Regions from separate parts of the Homo sapiens genome. Here region 2 is linked to region 1. Evidence: chromatin loops called from intact Hi-C (ENCODE). Cell type or tissue: heart left ventricle. All regions are shown on one strand. Each heading gives the region's core, and the rest is flanking DNA. Links, peaks and the distances in the headings are about the cores only. Region 1 overlaps SLC5A1 (solute carrier family 5 member 1). Region 2 overlaps LINC02558 (long intergenic non-protein coding RNA 2558).

Evidence for each region. A loop is a pair of places that touch in the nucleus more often than their neighbours do. Peaks named below come from ENCODE experiments on the same cell type or tissue, not always from the same donor. Only the 100,000 strongest peaks of a DNase experiment are listed, where the experiment ranks them.
Region 2: it touches region 1 in a loop (4-fold over the local background); 3 of 110 quality-filtered maps call a loop at or near these places.

What each region holds. Positions count from the first base shown.
Region 1 is chr22:32,077,640-32,085,639 of GRCh38, forward strand. It overlaps SLC5A1 (solute carrier family 5 member 1), which reads left to right. Exons shown (of 15, transcript NM_000343.4): 6 at 4,227-4,332; 7 at 5,435-5,515; 8 at 6,800-7,020; 9 at 7,261-7,396. Among named protein-coding and RNA genes, the nearest start is that of SLC5A1, 38 kb to the left of the region's middle. In heart left ventricle, for the core only: a CTCF peak has its summit at 3,473 (motif pointing left); no DNase peak of the experiment used is centred there; H3K27ac peaks cover 249 bases.
Region 2 is chr22:32,021,075-32,030,186 of GRCh38, forward strand. The region is part of intron 4 of LINC02558 (long intergenic non-protein coding RNA 2558); the gene reads left to right. Among named protein-coding and RNA genes, the nearest start is that of SLC5A1, 18 kb to the right of the region's middle. In heart left ventricle, for the core only: no CTCF peak of the experiment used is centred there; no DNase peak of the experiment used is centred there.

The DNA of each region.
Region 1 (8,000 bases), core at 1-8,000:
TATTCACCACTCAGATTTTATAGATCTTAACAATATATTATTTGTAGAAAAGAAATAAAACATTACAGATATAGCCGAAGACCTATTTATACCCTTTTCTTGGTCTCATTTTCCTCTTTCCTAAAAGGTGAATGCTGTCTTGAACTTGGTGTGGATTCTTCTAGACTATGTTTTTATATTTTTACTACATATATATATGGGTACCCGTATAGCCATAAAGAATATATTCTGTTTTAAAATTTCTGCTTCCTGCACTTTTGAAACTGTAGGAAAAATGTAACATTGGCATTTAAAAATCTTGGGGTGGGAGATGCACACTTTAACTCCAATACCAATATTTTCATATTTTGGCCTTGCTCAAATTGTGTGTATTCTTTCACAAAGTTGCAATTAGAATATGCGCATCATTTTGTTGTCTTCTCCCCACCCCTACCATCAAATTGTAAATGTTCCAGTTTCAGTTTTCATAATTATTATTTTTAGGGGCTGCAGAACATAACTGTTGACATATAATTTTTAGAAAGCCATTTAAAAATCCTCTGGTGGACAAAAATCTCTTGACAGTGGTCACTTCTGGGCTACTTTTACTTTTCAGTGTGTAACTTCTGCGGTTATTTATTTATTCAATTTTTATTTGTTTTTCTTTTTTTTTGAGCAAAACTCTATCACCCAGGCTGGAGTACAGTGGCACAATCTCGGCTCACTGCAACCTCTGCCTCCCAGGTTCAAGCAATTCTCCTGCCTCGGCCTCCCAGTTAGCTGAGATTACAGGCATGCGCCACCACACCTGGCTAATTTTTGTATTTTTAGTAGAGACAGGGTTTTACCATGTTGGCCAGGCTGGTGTCTCAAACTCCTGACCTCAAGTGATCTGCTTGCCTCAGCCTCCCAAAGTGCTGGGATTACAGGCATAAGCCACTGTGCCTGGCCTGTGGTGTTTATTTTAACCCCCCACACATACATTATTTTATTTGAGATTTTATTTTAAAAGTAAATTAAAAACTTTTTCTTTGTTGCTAAAAAAGACCTTGCTGGCTGAGCATGGTGGCTCAGGCCTGTAATCCCAGTAGTTTGGGAGGCTGAGGTGGGTGGATCACAAGATCAGGAGATTGAGACCATTCTGGCCAACAGGGTGAAACCCTGTCTCTACTAAAATACAAAAAAAATTAGCCAGGCATGGTGGCACGCAACTGTAGTCCTAGCTACTCAGGAGGCTGAGGCAGGGGAATCACTTGAACCTGGGAGATGGAGGTTGCAGTGAGCCGAGATTGTGCCACTGCACTCCAGCCTGGCGAAAGAGCAAGACTCTGTCTCCAAAAAAAAAAAAAAAAAAAAAAAAAAAAAAGACCTTGCTCTCTGTAGAAAATATTCCAGAAAGCAGAAAGGAGGTCCCTTACTTTTCAATGTTGTTTTGAGGATCAAAATAACGCATGTGCCTAAATGTCCTTGGTAAACTGTAAAACTCTCTGAACATGAAGAAAAGAAAACAAACAAACAAACAAACAAAAAAAAACAACCCTAGTGGGTTTGTTTGGCAGCTAGGAAGGACCAAAGACTAATGTCAGAGCACCCAGACTAGAGTGGCCTTGCTCAGCTGGAGTCAGCTACATAAGCTTAGCTAAGGTATTCCCAGCCTGGCCTTTGGCATGCCAAGGCAGAATTCATCTCTGAAGTTAGAATGACTCATGCGAGGAAGAATTTGTCCTAGGTTTCTTCAATTCACCAGGGAGGTTTCCTTAGAATCCTTTATCTGTACTGTTAGAAGGAAATAGAATATCATAAAAACAAGACTTTTATTAGCCCAACACTTTTCAGAAGTCTTTATAGAGGTCATTTATAGCATTATCTTATAACTTATGTGTTGCCTCTTTGTGACTAATGACAGCAAGGCACATATTAATGAGGGTATCACAGTCTACGATGGCATGTTGTCATAAAGCATTAAAAATTAACTACTCTGGAAAATCAACCAAGGGCAGTTTAAAGGCAGTGTCAGCTTTGTAATCTTTTCCTATCTTATTTACACTTATTAGCTAATCCACCAAATCAAACGTGTGTGCATTTAACAGAATTTCACTGCAATCAGTGAATGGGGCCCCTTGAATTTAAGTAACTTTATGTGACTGTGTAGAGGCATGAGAGGAGAGGGACCAGCATTATAAATATTCATTACAATTTCAAATGGCCCAGTGTGCAGAGTCAGGAAGAAGTGGCCATTTCACTTTTGGCAAGACTTATGCACAGCAGAGGCGCCTTCCTCCTCTTGGGCTACTGCAGAGGGCAAGGCAGAATGGAAGCGGTCCAGAACCCGGGAGAAGAATGCTTTCCTCACTGCAGACCTTTCCCACTTCCAACCACTGAGAATCACAAGTCCCTGGAGCCAGGACTTCCTGCATAAACACGAGGACACTGAGAATTAGAGAGGGGAAATGTTTTGCCCAAAGGTTTGCAGGCCTAGAGTGGCGGCACTGGGGCTAAAATGCTGGTTCTTCTGACTGCTAACTCCAGGGAGAGAGGAGTTTCTTTCTAACTCACCATCTCTCCTCCCACCTCCTGGCTCTGCCTCCCCTCCTTCACCAGGGAAGATGGTGACATTGGGTCCCCTGGGTGAGAGAATCTTCAGGGGAGATCTGGGCAGAGGGGAACTATGGCATCAGGTCCTCAAAAGGCCCACCTTCGGGAAGGAGGTCGAATCACCCTCCAGGGCTCACGTGTTAGCTCAGAAGCATGGAGTTGGTATTAGATGTGCTCTTTGCTAACTGATGGAGGGAGGGAATAGGAGATTCTCATAGGAGGGACAGGCAGGTATGGTGGGAAACTTAAACACTGGAGGGCCCTCAGGAGCAGCAATGGGATGGGGACTGGGAAACGGAACTAGAGAGGAGATGCAAGATATAAGAGGAGATGTGAGAAGTAAGAGTCCAACCCTGCTGGCCCATCCCCAAGGCTCCGTCTGGGTGCTGTTTGCGTGCCGTGAAATGTTAGGGTTTGTGCAGTGAAAACAGTTCGTGCATTCATTCCATCTAGGGAAGTCCAGTTTCGTCCACACCTGGAGATTTGAAAACAAAAGACTCAGCTGGGCGCAGTGGCTCACGCCTGTAATCCCAGCACTTTGGGAGTCCAAGGCAGGCAGATCACGAGGTCAGGAGTTCGAGACCAGCCTGACCAACATGGTGAAATCCTGTCTCTACTAAAAATACAAAAATTAGCTGGGTGTGGTGGTGCACACATGTAATCCCAGCTACTCAGGAGGCTGAGGCAGGAGAATCGCTTGAACCCAGGAGGCAGAGGTTGCAGTGAGTTGAGATCGCACCACTGCACTCTAGCCCGGGCGACAGAGTGAGACTCTGTCAAAAAATAAATAAATAAAAAAGACTCACCATGATCATCCCTTAATACTACCCTCCCTGGTATTGTTTTGGAGATGACATGAACATGCATTTGGGGTGACCCTGGTGCTCTCTGCTGGTTTATATGAGCAACTGCACCATCCAGCCAGGTAGAAGGTTCATTAGGAGAAGGCTGAAAGAGACAGGAAGGAGGAGAAAGGGTGAAGATGGAAGAACTGCATCAAGAATTCAGGAGTGAGGAGGGAGCAATTCTCCCAGAAATTACATGAAATAATCTAAATAAAACCAGCAAGTACCAAGCCTGCTATGTAAGAGGTGCTTGGTGATGTTCTGGTTGTGTCTGAGTCAAGATGGACTGCATCCGGGTTGGGGAGTTAAAATTACAAACTTGCTAAGTTTCTCCCCGCTCCTGGGTGGGGGTGGGGTTTCTCACTTATGGACTCTCCAGCACTCAGACTTGCTTTTGGGGACGAGCTCTGATAAACCTGTGTACACTGAGGTGCAAAAGATGGACAATAGCTCAGAGCAACAGTCTACAGGTGACTTGCAAGGAACCTCTAAGTGTTAATAGCTGTTCCTTGGCAAAAAGAGTTCAATAGTTGAGTGAGTTTGTGAGATGTCATGTACCGTGTTCCCTCCCTGGGGATGACTGTACATGGCATATATTAAAGGCTCAGAAAAGTTGTGTGGCAAAGAAACTGCCTTAATTCTGTTTAGCATTTTATAGACCTTTTTGACCATGGAATTCTTTTTCTCATGGAATACGTATTATCATCTTGAATAAAGCTTGCTTGGAAAATCAGGAGTAGAGAGACTACAGGCCCTGTAGGCAGCTGACCACTCTCCCTCCTAACTCCGCCTCTCCTCTCCTTCCAGGCAGACATCTTCTCGGGGGCCATATTCATCAATCTGGCCTTAGGCCTGAATCTGTATTTAGCCATCTTTCTCTTATTGGCAATCACTGCCCTTTACACAATTACAGGTGAGTCCATTCAAATAAACCAGCACCTCAAACCCAGCTCGGGATCAGGCACTAGTGAAGGATAAAGGGAAGTAGGAGAGGTGGTTTCTCTTCTTGAGGAGAGATACACTCAGGTAAGAGTTTGGGAGTGAGGTATTTGCTTAGTACCAACTCATAGACCCTCCAAGTTATACAAGTGGTTTCAGAAAGCTGTGGTGTTGGCTGGGATAGTCAGGGCAGCTTCTCACAGGAGTGCATGCAGAGCTGGGCCCTGTGGGTTGTGGAGATGACTTAGCTAAGGTGGGAGAATCAGAGCAGTGGCAGGTGCAGAAATAAGTGAGCACAGGGGAGTGGAGGCAGGGTGGGCACGCAGATGCTCTTGGCTGGAGGAGGGTGGCCACTGAAGGATCGTGGGGGTTTGTGGGGACCATATAGCTTGATAGTTCAGATGAGGTCACAGCATACTGTGTGTTTTGAACACAGTATACTGGGGTTTGGAAAGCCAGGCAGAGGCCTTGGATTTGATGTGTCAGGGACTGGGAGCCCCTGTAAGGAGGGAGAAAGGCAGTGACTCACACACAGAGGTTTCAGAAGAGGACTCAAGTGGCCACCCAAGAAGCTGGTGCATAAATAGCAATTGGGGCTCCTTTGCAGAGGGGTCACTCTGCCTCCTTGGTGGGGGTGGGAGGGATCAGCTTTAGAACTTGCTGCTTGACTGCAGCCCCACAGCTTTGGGGACTAAGAAAAAGGTAGACATATGTCCCACCATCTCCACAGCCAGCTCTTTGCTCCTCCCTGCCTTGTGTGTGGAAGACGCTTCTTCTTACCACAGAGGAGTCATCTCCTTTGAGCCATCTTCTGGCTCAAAAGGGTCACACCAGACTCTTTCCCCTCAAGTAGGGAGAAACATTCGCCACTTCTATGACAGGTGGAGCTGTGGGAACATGCTGAATAGCAAAATACTGTAACAGGACAAGGGAGGGAAGGAAGGAGAGGCAGGCAAACCACTGTGGGGATGTTCTCAGAAGGCCAGCAGAAGTAGAGGGTGGAGAGTGGGGAAGGAAGCAAGTAGACAGGTCACCCTCCACACGAGGTCAGATGTGTTGTCTTCTTGCCTGCTTAGGGGGCCTGGCGGCGGTGATTTACACGGACACCTTGCAGACGGTGATCATGCTGGTGGGGTCTTTAATCCTGACTGGGTTTGGTAAGTGGGGCCAGGGCAGGCTGAGGAGGTGGGAGCAGAGGTAGAGGGCCTCAGGAAGAGGAAGGCAAGTCCAGCCTCTCTACCTGCTTGCCAGACTAGGCAGTGAGCTGAGGCATGCTCTGCCCTTCCAAACGGAGGGTCCAGCCCAGATGGGCTGTCATTGTGGGTATGCAGGGTCAGCTTCCTTATCCCTGGAAGACTGAAGCTGGGGCTGGTCCTGGATTTTCTGCTGCCCTCTCTCACCAGTCTGGGCTAGTGGTTGTGCTGTGAGCCTGTGATAACATGGTGTTCTGTTTGCAGAGAAACTGGACAAAAAAGGATAAGGCTAAATATCCATCAAGCTAAATCTAGTCAAATGTTGCGTCTTCCATCTTAGGCTATATCTTATCTACATTTTGATGTCAAATATCCTTTCTTTTATGAATTGTTGATAGTGGGTGATAATGTTCCTTTTAATGCCCCTATTTGGCAAAATTAAAAACTTGGCTCCTCAGGGTTGGCCCTCCAATTAATTTTTTTTTTTTTTGCAATTTTACTTGTCTATGAAATCTTAAAGATGAGACTGGAGAACCTAGGTAAGGGTACTTATTATGGGAGGATAGAAAGTACATTTTATTTCTAGGTGCTCAAGGCCCACTGTGTATCCTGCAAAAACTTGTATTTGCTCTCCACTCTTCTGTTTTCTAAGGACTTTCATTTGGTTCTCCCCAGCAGGCCTTGGGTGTTAGCTAGGCAGGCAGTGGAATGACTTATTCAAGGACACACAATTGAGAGGTGGCAGGTTCTGGATTCCTCACCCATTCCCTGTCCATCCCACCACATGCTGGGTCCAGGAGTGGTAGGTGTGGGTCTGAGGTCCCAAAGGCCACTGTGTGTGTCTAGGTCTGTGTGTCTCTAGGCCTGAGTCCAAGGCTCCAAAGGCCATGGCTGACAGCAGAGGGTGAGGGAAAAAACAGAGTCTTTGTATGTGGTCCCAAACCAAGGTCTTTCTTTGATTAATAAAAGTCCCTTCCCTTTTACAAAGAGGTTTACAGTTGGAGTACTTTTACAAGTGATTGCTTTGGTCCCCATAATAGCCCCCAAGGGGGCTGGGCAGGGCTACTAATCTCATTCTATGGATGACAAAGCTGAGGCCCAGAATGGGAAGGTGATTTGCCCAAGGCCACTCAGTGAGGGCTCTGTCTGTGGGTTGGGTCCTCTCAGTTTCTCAGGCATCTATGGAAAGAAGCTGCTATGACGAGTTGAAGGTTTCAGAATGTTCATTTCTGTACCGATGTTTTCCAGCTTTTCACGAAGTGGGAGGCTATGACGCCTTCATGGAAAAGTACATGAAAGCCATTCCAACCATAGTGTCTGATGGCAACACCACCTTTCAGGAAAAATGCTACACTCCAAGGGCCGACTCCTTCCACATCTTCCGAGATCCCCTCACGGGAGACCTCCCATGGCCTGGGTTCATCTTTGGGATGTCCATCCTTACCTTGTGGTACTGGTGCACAGATCAGGTACCCAAGCTGGATGTGCGGGATGGACAGAGTCTTCTCCAGGGCCCTACAGGAACTCCTGTCTGTCTGTGGTTTGCAGGGTTGGGACAGGGAGGGGAGAGCTCAGGTGGTTTGTAAGTTGCCACGCCCCAGTGATACAGCAGTGCCAGGCCAATGACCCAAGATGGCGAAGCTAGGAAGTACAAAGGTGTCACAGGGTCTCTGGTCTGCACACCTCCCTTACTGGGCTTTTTCTGGCAGGTCATTGTGCAGCGCTGCCTCTCAGCCAAGAATATGTCTCACGTGAAGGGTGGCTGCATCCTGTGTGGGTATCTAAAGCTGATGCCCATGTTCATCATGGTGATGCCAGGAATGATCAGCCGCATTCTGTACACAGGTAATAACTTCTGCTGGACCCACAAACCACTCTCCCTTTTTCTGTCTCCAAGTCACTTCTAAAGCTCTATAGCTTCCCGCTTCCTCCTCTTTTTTTTTGAGACCAGGTCTCACTCTGTCACCCAGGCTGGAGTGCAGTGGTGTGATCATTGCTCACTGCAGTCTCCAACTCTAACTCCTGGGCCCTAGTGACCTTCCTGCTTCAGCCTCCTGAGCAGCTGGGACTACAGGTATGTACCACCATGCCTGCCTAATTTTTAATTTTTTTTTTTGTAGCGATGGGATTTTGCTATGTTGCTCAGGCTGGTCTTGAACTCCTGGCCTCAAGTGATCCTCCTGCCTTGGCCTTCCAAAGTGCTGGGATTATAGGCATAAGCCACCACGCCTGGCCCTCTTCTTTATTTGTTATGGTCATATCCAAGCATTATTGCTCCTGTGCTAGACAGTGAGCAACTTGAGGGAACTTTTGGAGTTGTCTTCCCTGGTTTCTTATGTCGACAATTGTTTCCTCCTTTTTTTTTTTTTTTTTTTTCAAATCTTCTAAAGTTATGACATGCCTCCAGGTCACTTCTCCCTAATAATATTTGCTCAATTGTTGCTTAATC
Region 2 (9,112 bases), core at 515-8,514, 56 kb before region 1:
TAAAAATGAGCAAAAATCTGAATGTCTAGACACCTCACCAAAGAAGATATATAGATGGCAAATAAACATATGGGGAGATGCTCGATGTTATGTAATTAGAGAATTACAAATTAAAACAAAAATGAGATGCCACTATACACCTATTAGAATGGCCCAAATCTAAAACTTGACAACACCAAATGTTGACAAGGATGTAGAACAACAGGAACTCTCATTCACTGTGAGAATGCAAGATGGTACAGCTACTTTGAATAAAAGTGTGGCATTTCCTTCCAAAGCTAAACACAGTCTTTCTATGCATACAATCCAGCAATCGTGCTCCTTAGTAAATGAGTTAAAAACTTATGTCCACACAAAAACCTGTACATAAATATTTATAGCAGCATTATTCATAATTGCCAAAACTTGAAGCAACCAAAATGCAAAATGTCCTTCAGCAGGTGAGTGGATAAATATACTATGGTATATCCATACAACAGAATATCATTCAGTGCTAAAAAGAAATGGCCTATCAAGCCACGAAAAAACATGGAAGAACCTTAAATGCATATTACTAGATGAAAAAAGCCAACTGGAAAAGGCTACCTACTACATCATTCCAATTATATGACATTCTGGAAAATACAAAACTACAGAGGCAGTAACAAGATCAGTGGTTGCTAGGGGCTAAGTGGGGAGGATGGGGTGAATAGACAGAACACAGAGGATGTTTAGGGAAGAAAAGCTACATTGTGCATGATTCTATAATGATGAATGCATGTCACTGTACGTTTGTCAAAACTCATAAAATGTACAACAGCAAGAGTGAACCCTAATCTAAACTATGGACTTTGGGTGATAACGAAGTGTAAATGTAGATTTATCAATTGTCAAAGGTACCACGCTAATGTTGGATGATAGTGGGAGAGGCAGGGCATGGGGTTGGCAGGGGTATATGGGAACTCTTTTTACTTTCCACTCAATCTTGCTCTGAACCTAAAACTGCTCTAAAAGAATAAAGTTCATTTTTAAAAAATTATACATTCACATATCCTTTGACCTAACTATTTTACTTCTAAGAATGTATGCTACAGGCTGGACATGGTGGCTCATGCCTGTAATCCCAGCAGTTTGGGAAGCCAAGGTGGGTGGATCTCCTGAGGTCAGGAGTTTGAGATCAGCCTGGCCAACATGTTGAAACCCCATCTCTACTAAAAATACAAAAATTAGCCCGCTGTGGTGATGTGTGCCTGTAGTCCCAGCTATGTCAGAGGCTGAGGCAGGAGAATCACTTGAACCTGGGAGGTGGAGGTTGCCCTGAGCCAAGATTGCGCCACTGCATTCTAGCCTGGGTGACAAGAGCAAAACTCCATCTCAAAAAAAAAAAAAAAAAAAGGAATTTATGCTATAGATTGGCTCATGTAAGGGCAAAATGACCTACACTCGAAGTTATTTATTATGGCACTATTTGTAATTGAAAAAGATTAGAAACAATATAAGTATCCATCCACGAAGCACTAGTATATATTACAATATATCCACTTAATTGAATAATACTATCCAGCTATTTTTAAAAAGGAAAACGCTTGTGTATTGATATGGATTGATCTCAAAGATAGTTTGTTGGATTCAAAAAGTAAAGTGTGGCCAGGCGCAGTGGCTCACGCCTGCAATCCCAGCACTTTGGGAGGCTGAGGTGGGCCAATCACCTGAGGACAGGAGTTCGAGACCAGCCTAGCTAATATGGTGAAACCCCATCTCTACTAAAAATACAAAAATTAGCCAGGTGTGGCAGTATGCGCCTGTAGTCCCAGCTACTTGGGAGGCTGAGGCAGGAGAATCGCTTGAACCCAGGAGGCAGAGGTTGCAGTGAGCTGAGATTGCGCCACTGCACTCTGGCCTGGGTGACAGAGCATGACTCCATCTCAAAAAAAAAAAAAAAGTTAAGTGTGCAAAGCAACATATAGTATGCTAACATTAGTGTAGAACATGAGGAGGTAGAGGAAGAATATAGGTACATATTTGCTTATATGTACATTTAAAAATCTCCTGAATACACAAGAAATTGACAAAATTGATTGCTTTCAGGGAAAAAATTTGGATGACTGAGAGGCTTTCTCTCTCTATATGCCTATGTACCTTATGAACCATGTGAATGTATTATTTACTGCATCAATAGATGTTAGGAGGAACGGAGGGGAAAAATGATAAAAAGGAAAAGAAGAAGAACAAACACGACTCTAGGATCACTGGCTATCCAAGCAGTAAGGGACCCTAGCAATCTTCTAGCTTGACTCCATAATACATTCACTGACTCCACAAATACATCTTGAGTGACTCATATATGCCTGACACTTCCAGGTGCTATAGATAGCAAGTTGCAAAGGTATAGGGGTAAACAATCTAATGGAGAAAGACCTTACAGTTTATCAGTAAGAAACTGAAGCCCAGAGAAAGAACAGGCCTTGGCCAAGATAACCAGAGACTTGGTGGGAGAGCTAGGGCTGAAACCCAGGTCTGCAGTCTGTTTGGTTTTATTACCTATTCTGGGCTTAAAGTACAGCAAAGGAAATGGACTTCATAATGCAGTCAATGTTTATGAGCATAATGATAACTGAACCACAAAACTGGCTTTCCTCTCCTACATCTACTTTCTAATCATCATAGTCACAGCCAATGGAAAGACCTTTCAGTACTAATTAACACTATTTCATCCTCTACCTACAGAAACTATTATGTAGGAGTCATTATAAATAAATACGCATGCACACACATCTTTCTGAATGATGGTTCATCTGTCCCTGCTGAGACACGAAAAATGGTAAGACAAAGCATTAAGGCAGATACTCAGAGAATGATCTTCTGTTTGGGAATAGGGAAAAGAACCGAATCCACTGTCAACTGTCCCTGATCCCTGGGATTTTCTAAGGGTCTCAGTCAAACTCCTCAACAGGGTTTTTCCAAGTTTGGGAAATCTTACCAGGAAGTAAGAAAAGAGGAGTGTCATTCTCATTACCTTGAATGACAAAGAGCAACAATTAACCGCCTGGGGTGTAGCCTAATGTATCCAATTAACTTTGATTTCAGTATTATATAACACACATGAAAATGGAACCATATACACACAAACACATATATAAACACTCCTATAAATATATGCCCACTTAGACATGTACACAATTATCAACTCCAAAACACAGAATAAAAGTCTGAGATGAAAAGCCATCAGTTCTAAAGCCATGATTATCCAAATATGAAATCATAAAATCTCTGTCTTTGGAGTGATTCTATATTGGAAAAGGGGCTGCCGATTGAACTCCAGCTTCAGTTTGGCTCTGATGGGTAGGGGTAAAGAGGAATAGATCCTTACTGAGATATCAATTGCTGATGGGAGAGAGAAGATGATTCAGGGTTGTGCTTGAAAAGAGCCAAGAAGTCAAATTGAGATTTTTTTATATGGGCTTAGGCTGTGAGTCCCAGCACAGGGCCTTTTTTTCCCCCTTTTTTCTTAGAGATAGGGTATGGCTCTGTCACCCAGGCTGGAGTGCAGTGGCAGAATCATAGCTCACTGCAGGCTCAAACTCCCAGGTTCAAGTGATCCTCCCACCTCAGCCCCCCAAGTAGCTGGGACTGCAGGTGTGTGCCACCATGCCCACCTAATTTTTTTATGTTTTACTTTTTGTAGAGACAGTCTTGCTATGTTGCCCAGTCTGGTTTTGAACTCATGGCCTCAAGCAATCCTCCTGCCTTGGCCTCCCAAAGTGCTGGAATACAGGCATGAGCCACTGCGCTCAGCCAGGCCTCATTTTTAATGGAAGACCACTTGCAAGGCCCATTTTCTGTGCTTTCCAAACAGAAGTCATCCTGGGTCTCAATTTAATCTCTTGTTTTGACTCATCCTGAGTCACTCACTGCTTGCTTCCCACTCCTAGTCCTTGAGAAAGCACCTGGTCTGCAATGGCTTCCTTCAGTGCAAAGTATACTCCAAAGTCATTGTGCCATGTGGAAAGAGTATGGGTTCTATGGGGCAAAGGCCTCTTTATACTGCAACTGTTATTAACATTGTGATTACCCTCATACATGCCTGATATGGGAGAACTGCTTGTACTTCTTGAGCACAGGTAGCTGCTGGTGAGGGTCCTTGAGGGCCAGTTCCTTTAATACCTGAGTCAGGCATACATCAGGTTTTGGATTTCTACAACCTCCAAGAATAACAGACTCTTCACACTGAAAAGGGTTAAGAGCATTCAACCAATCCCCTCATTCTGCAGTGAGGAAACTGAGACCCAAGGAGTAAGAGTGACTTGTCCACATTTATGCCCTGGTCTCTGAGTTCCTAATCCAATGCTCTGCCATCTCTAAAAACATTGTTCATCACGCCTGTAATCCTAGCACTTTGGGAGGCCGAGCTGGGCAGATCACTTGAGCCCAGGAGTTCGAGACCAGCCTGGGCAACATAGTGAGACCTCATCTCTATTTTATCAAAAATAAAACAAAACATTGTTTAAAAAAAAAAACTCCTACAATTTCTTCTAAATCTTAACCTACATCTACCCTGTGACTCAGCCTTTCCACTCCTAAGTATTTACTCAGGAAAAATGAAAACATATATCCACAAAAGACTTGTACACCAATGTTCATAGCAGTTTTATTTCAAGTAGCCAGAAACTAGATACAACCCAAATGTTCATTAGCAGGTAAGTGGACAAACAAAATGTAGTGTATCAACTCAATGGAATACTACTCATCAATTAAAAAACAGAACAAGCTACTGATGCATACAATGTGGATGAATCTCGTAGATACTGAATTGAGAAAATAAGTCAAACATAAAAGAGTACACACTGTATTATTCCATTTATATGCAGCTCTATAACAGGCAAAACAACTTAGTCTATGGTGATAGAAAACAGAGTAGTTGTGGGAGGCAGGAGAGGGATGATTGGCTGCAAAGGGGTATGAGAGAACTTTCTAGTGTTCTGTCAATGTTCTACATCTTGATTGAGATGGTGGTTATGTGGGTATATTTGTCAAAACTCACCAGACTGGGTGTGGTGGTTCATGCCTGTAATCCCAGTACTGTGGGACGTTGAGGCAGGTGGATCACCTGACCTCAGGAGTTCAAGACCAGCCTGGGCAACACGGAGAAACCCCAGCTCTACAAAAAAATAAAAAAAAGTAGCCAGGCATGGTGGTGTGTGCCTTTGGTCCCAGCTATTTGGGAAGCCGAGGTGGGAGAATCGATTGAGCCCGGGAGACCAAGGCTGCAGTGAGCCAAGATCACACCACTGCACTCCAACCTGGGTGACAGAGGGAGACCCTGTCTCAAACAACAACAACAAAACCCACAAAACTATATATTGAGGAAAACATTCCTGTATATTGATAACTGCCTCATTTTTTTTTCCAGTGGCCACTAGTATTCCATGGTATATATGTGCAATAGTTGATTGTGACATTTACCTACATATGGGCATTCAGGTTGTCTCCAGGTATTTTGTTTTGTTTTGTTTTGTTTTGAGACAGAGTCTCCCTCTGTTGCCCAGGCTGGAGTGCAGTGGCATGAGTAAGGCTCACTGCAGCCTGGACCTCCTGGGCTCAAATGATCTTCCCACCTCTGCCTCCCCAGTAGCTGAGACTACAGGCACATGCCACCAGGCCCAGCTAATTTTTAAATTTTTGGTAGAGATGAGTCTATGTTGCCCACGTCTATGTTGCCCAGGCTGGTCTCAAACTCCTCGGCTCAAGCAATCCTCTAACTTGGCCTCCCCAGGTGTTCTTTGAGAAGAATGACAACTCTGTTGGTGAAAATACATGTGAACTAAATTGCAGTGAACTGAACTGAACCAAACTGAAACGTGGACAGTATCAGGTTGGCAAATATTTAAAATAATTCTTTAAAAATCACACAAAAAGATGCTAGCATCACTAATCATTAGGGAAATGTGAATCATAACCACAATTAGATACCTTTTTACACCCACTAGGATGGCTATTTAAAAAAAAAACCCACAGAAAACAACAAGTGTTAGTGAGCATGTGGAAAAGTTAGAACTCTTGTATGCTGCTGGTGAGATTGTAAAATGGTGCAACCACTCTGGAAAACAGTATGGCAGTTCCTTGAAAAATTAAAAATAGAACTACTATAGTATCCAGCAATTCTACTTCTGGGTATATATACTCAAAAGAATTGAAAGCAGGAACTCAAGCAGATGTTTGTATACCCATGTTCAAGATAGCATTATTCACAATAGCCAAGAGGTGGAAATAATCCAAATGTCCATTGACAGGTGAACGGCTAAACAAATGTGGTATATACATACAATAGAATATTAGCCTTAAAAAGGAAGGAAATTCAGATACTACAACATGGATGAACCTTAAGGATATTAGGCCCAGTGAAATAAGCCAGACACAAAAAGACAATTTTTTTTTTTTTTTTGAGATGGAATCTCACTCTGTTGCCAGGCTGGAGTGCAGTGGCAAGGTCTTGGCTCACTGCAACCTCCACTTCCCGGGTTCAAGTGATTCTCCTGCCTCAGCCTCCCGAGTAGCTGGGATTACAGGCACCCACCACCACACCCAGCTAATTTTTTGTATTTTTAGTGGAGATGGGGTTTCAACATGTTGGCCAGGCTGGTCTCAAACTCCTGACCTCGTGATCTGCCTACCTCAGCCTCCCAAAGCGCTGGGATTACAGGCATGAGCCACTGCACCCAGCCTAAAAAAAAAAAAGACAAATTGGTATGATTCCACTTATATAAGATACCTAGAACAGGCAAATTCATAGAGACAGAAAGTCAAATAGTGGTTACCAGGGACTGAAGGGAGGGGAGAACAGAGAGTTATTGCTTAATGGGTACAGAGTCTCAATTTAGAATGATGGAAAAGTTCTGTAGATAGATACTGATGATGATTGCACAACAATGTGAATGTACTTAATACCACTGAATTTTAAAATGGTTAGAATAGTAAATTTTATCTTATATATATTCTACCACAATAAAAAAATTCCATCAAAATGAGTGTCATCTGGGACAGTCACCCCACAGGGCAGTTTGATGACATATATCAGTCTTAAAAATAATCAAGCCCTTTGATTAACATTCTGTATTAGGAATTTCTCATAAGAAAATAGATGAGTGTTAGAGGGACATTCATCTCAGCAATATCTACAATAATACCTCTAGCTGCCCTAAACGTCCCAAAATACAGAATTTATTAAGTAAATATAAATATATCAATATGCTAGAATAATTTGTGGTCATTTAAAAATATGTTGTAGATCTACAAAATTCAATGCACAGTGCAATCCAATTTTGCAAATATGTGATACTTATTATTAATGTATGTAATATATAGCTATATTATATTTTATATATTTGTTTCTTTGTTTTTTGAGACAGAGTCTTGCTCTGTTTCCCAGGCTGGAGTGCAATAGCGCAATCTCGGCTCACAGCAACCTCTGCCTTCCGGGTTCAAGCTATTCTCATGTCTCAGCCCCCGAGTAGGTGGGATTACAGGCACCCACCACCGTGCCTGGCTAATTTTTGTATTTTTAATAGAGAGATGGGGTTTCGCCATGTTGGTCAGGTTGGTCTCGAACTCCTGATCTCAGGTGATCCACTTGCCTCGGCCTCCCAAAGTGCTGGGATTACAGGCATGAGCCACTGTGCCCGGCCTTTTATTTTATATATTTTAAAGTCTGAAAGAACATATATTCCAAATGTTAACAGTGACAATTTCTAAAATATGGTTTTAAGAATAAGACTTTCAGCCAGGCATGGTGGCTCACACCTGTAATCCTAGCACTTTGGGAGGCCCAAGGCAGGAGAATTGTTTGAGGCCAGTTGTTCAAGACCAGCCTGGAACATAGCAAGACCCCATAAAATTTTTTAAAATAATAAAACTTTTTTATTTTTGGCTTATCTATATTGCCTCCTCGGGTTTTTTCCCAAATAAAATAATATATTTCAGGCATAATTAGAAAAAAACAAGTGAATTTGGGCAGAACTCATATCTAACCATTCTTTATAATGCTGGATGTCAAAGAGGCTATCTGTGAAACAAGAGGTGACTCTACTGGCAAGTTTTGCTTTGGTTTGTTTTTTTCTTTTTTTTCTTTCTTTTTTTTTCATTCAACAAGAGGGTAACTTGACATTTGGCTTACCAGTTCAAGGCTGCGATTTTTATAATGCATTATACAGAGATGTGCACCTCCATAGTACAGGTGTAGATGGGAGATGACAGTAGCAGGTGATTTTGTATTCTGAGTTTAACGCGTTTAGCAGTATCATCTTCTTTTTTTTAGAGAGAGAGATGGGGTCTCACTCTGTCACACCCAGGTTGGAGTGCAGTGGCAGGATAGTAGCTCACTGCAGCCTCGAGCTCACCTGTAATCCCAGCTACTTGAGGGTTGCTCAAGTAATCCTCCCATCTCAGCCTCCTGAGTAGCTGGGATTACAGGTGTGTACACCGCTTCCAGCATTATCTTTGAAGAACCAAGAAAGGCTTTACAGAGGAAGCAACAGTAAAATGCCCATTTAATATATAAAGACTTTCTGACATGACAGAAAGAATGCATGGGCAAAGGCAGGGGAACCTGAATGGTCCAGTTTGGATGGATATTTACTATATATTCATACAACTCAATAAACAGTTATTGGACATCTAAGTGCCACACATGCTCCTCTAGGCACTATAGGTACAGCAGTGAAGAAAACAGTCCCTATTCTGATTCTAATTGTGAAAGATAGGTTTTAAAAAGCAAGCAAATAAGAACATGATATGTCCAGCAATACTAAGTGTTAGGAAGGAAAATAAAGCAGAATAAGGAGATAAAGAGGGCCAGGAAGAAGAAAGGTGACCAAGGAGGGTCTTTCCTGATGGTGTCAAAGGAAAGAAGAATTAATTGAGCCACATGGATTTCTGGCAGAAAGGCTTCCTTGATAAAAGGGCAAGTACAAAGGCCCCTGAGGGGGAAGCATGAAGGGAATGAGAATGAAGGTTGGAGAGACAGACCTAGGACTGTGTGATTAAAGTCCGTGGATGCCAATTAATCTAGCCATAGCAATTCTTCCAGGAATATAAAGGCCAGAACACTGGACTAGGAATCAAGATTTCTGGAATTAAG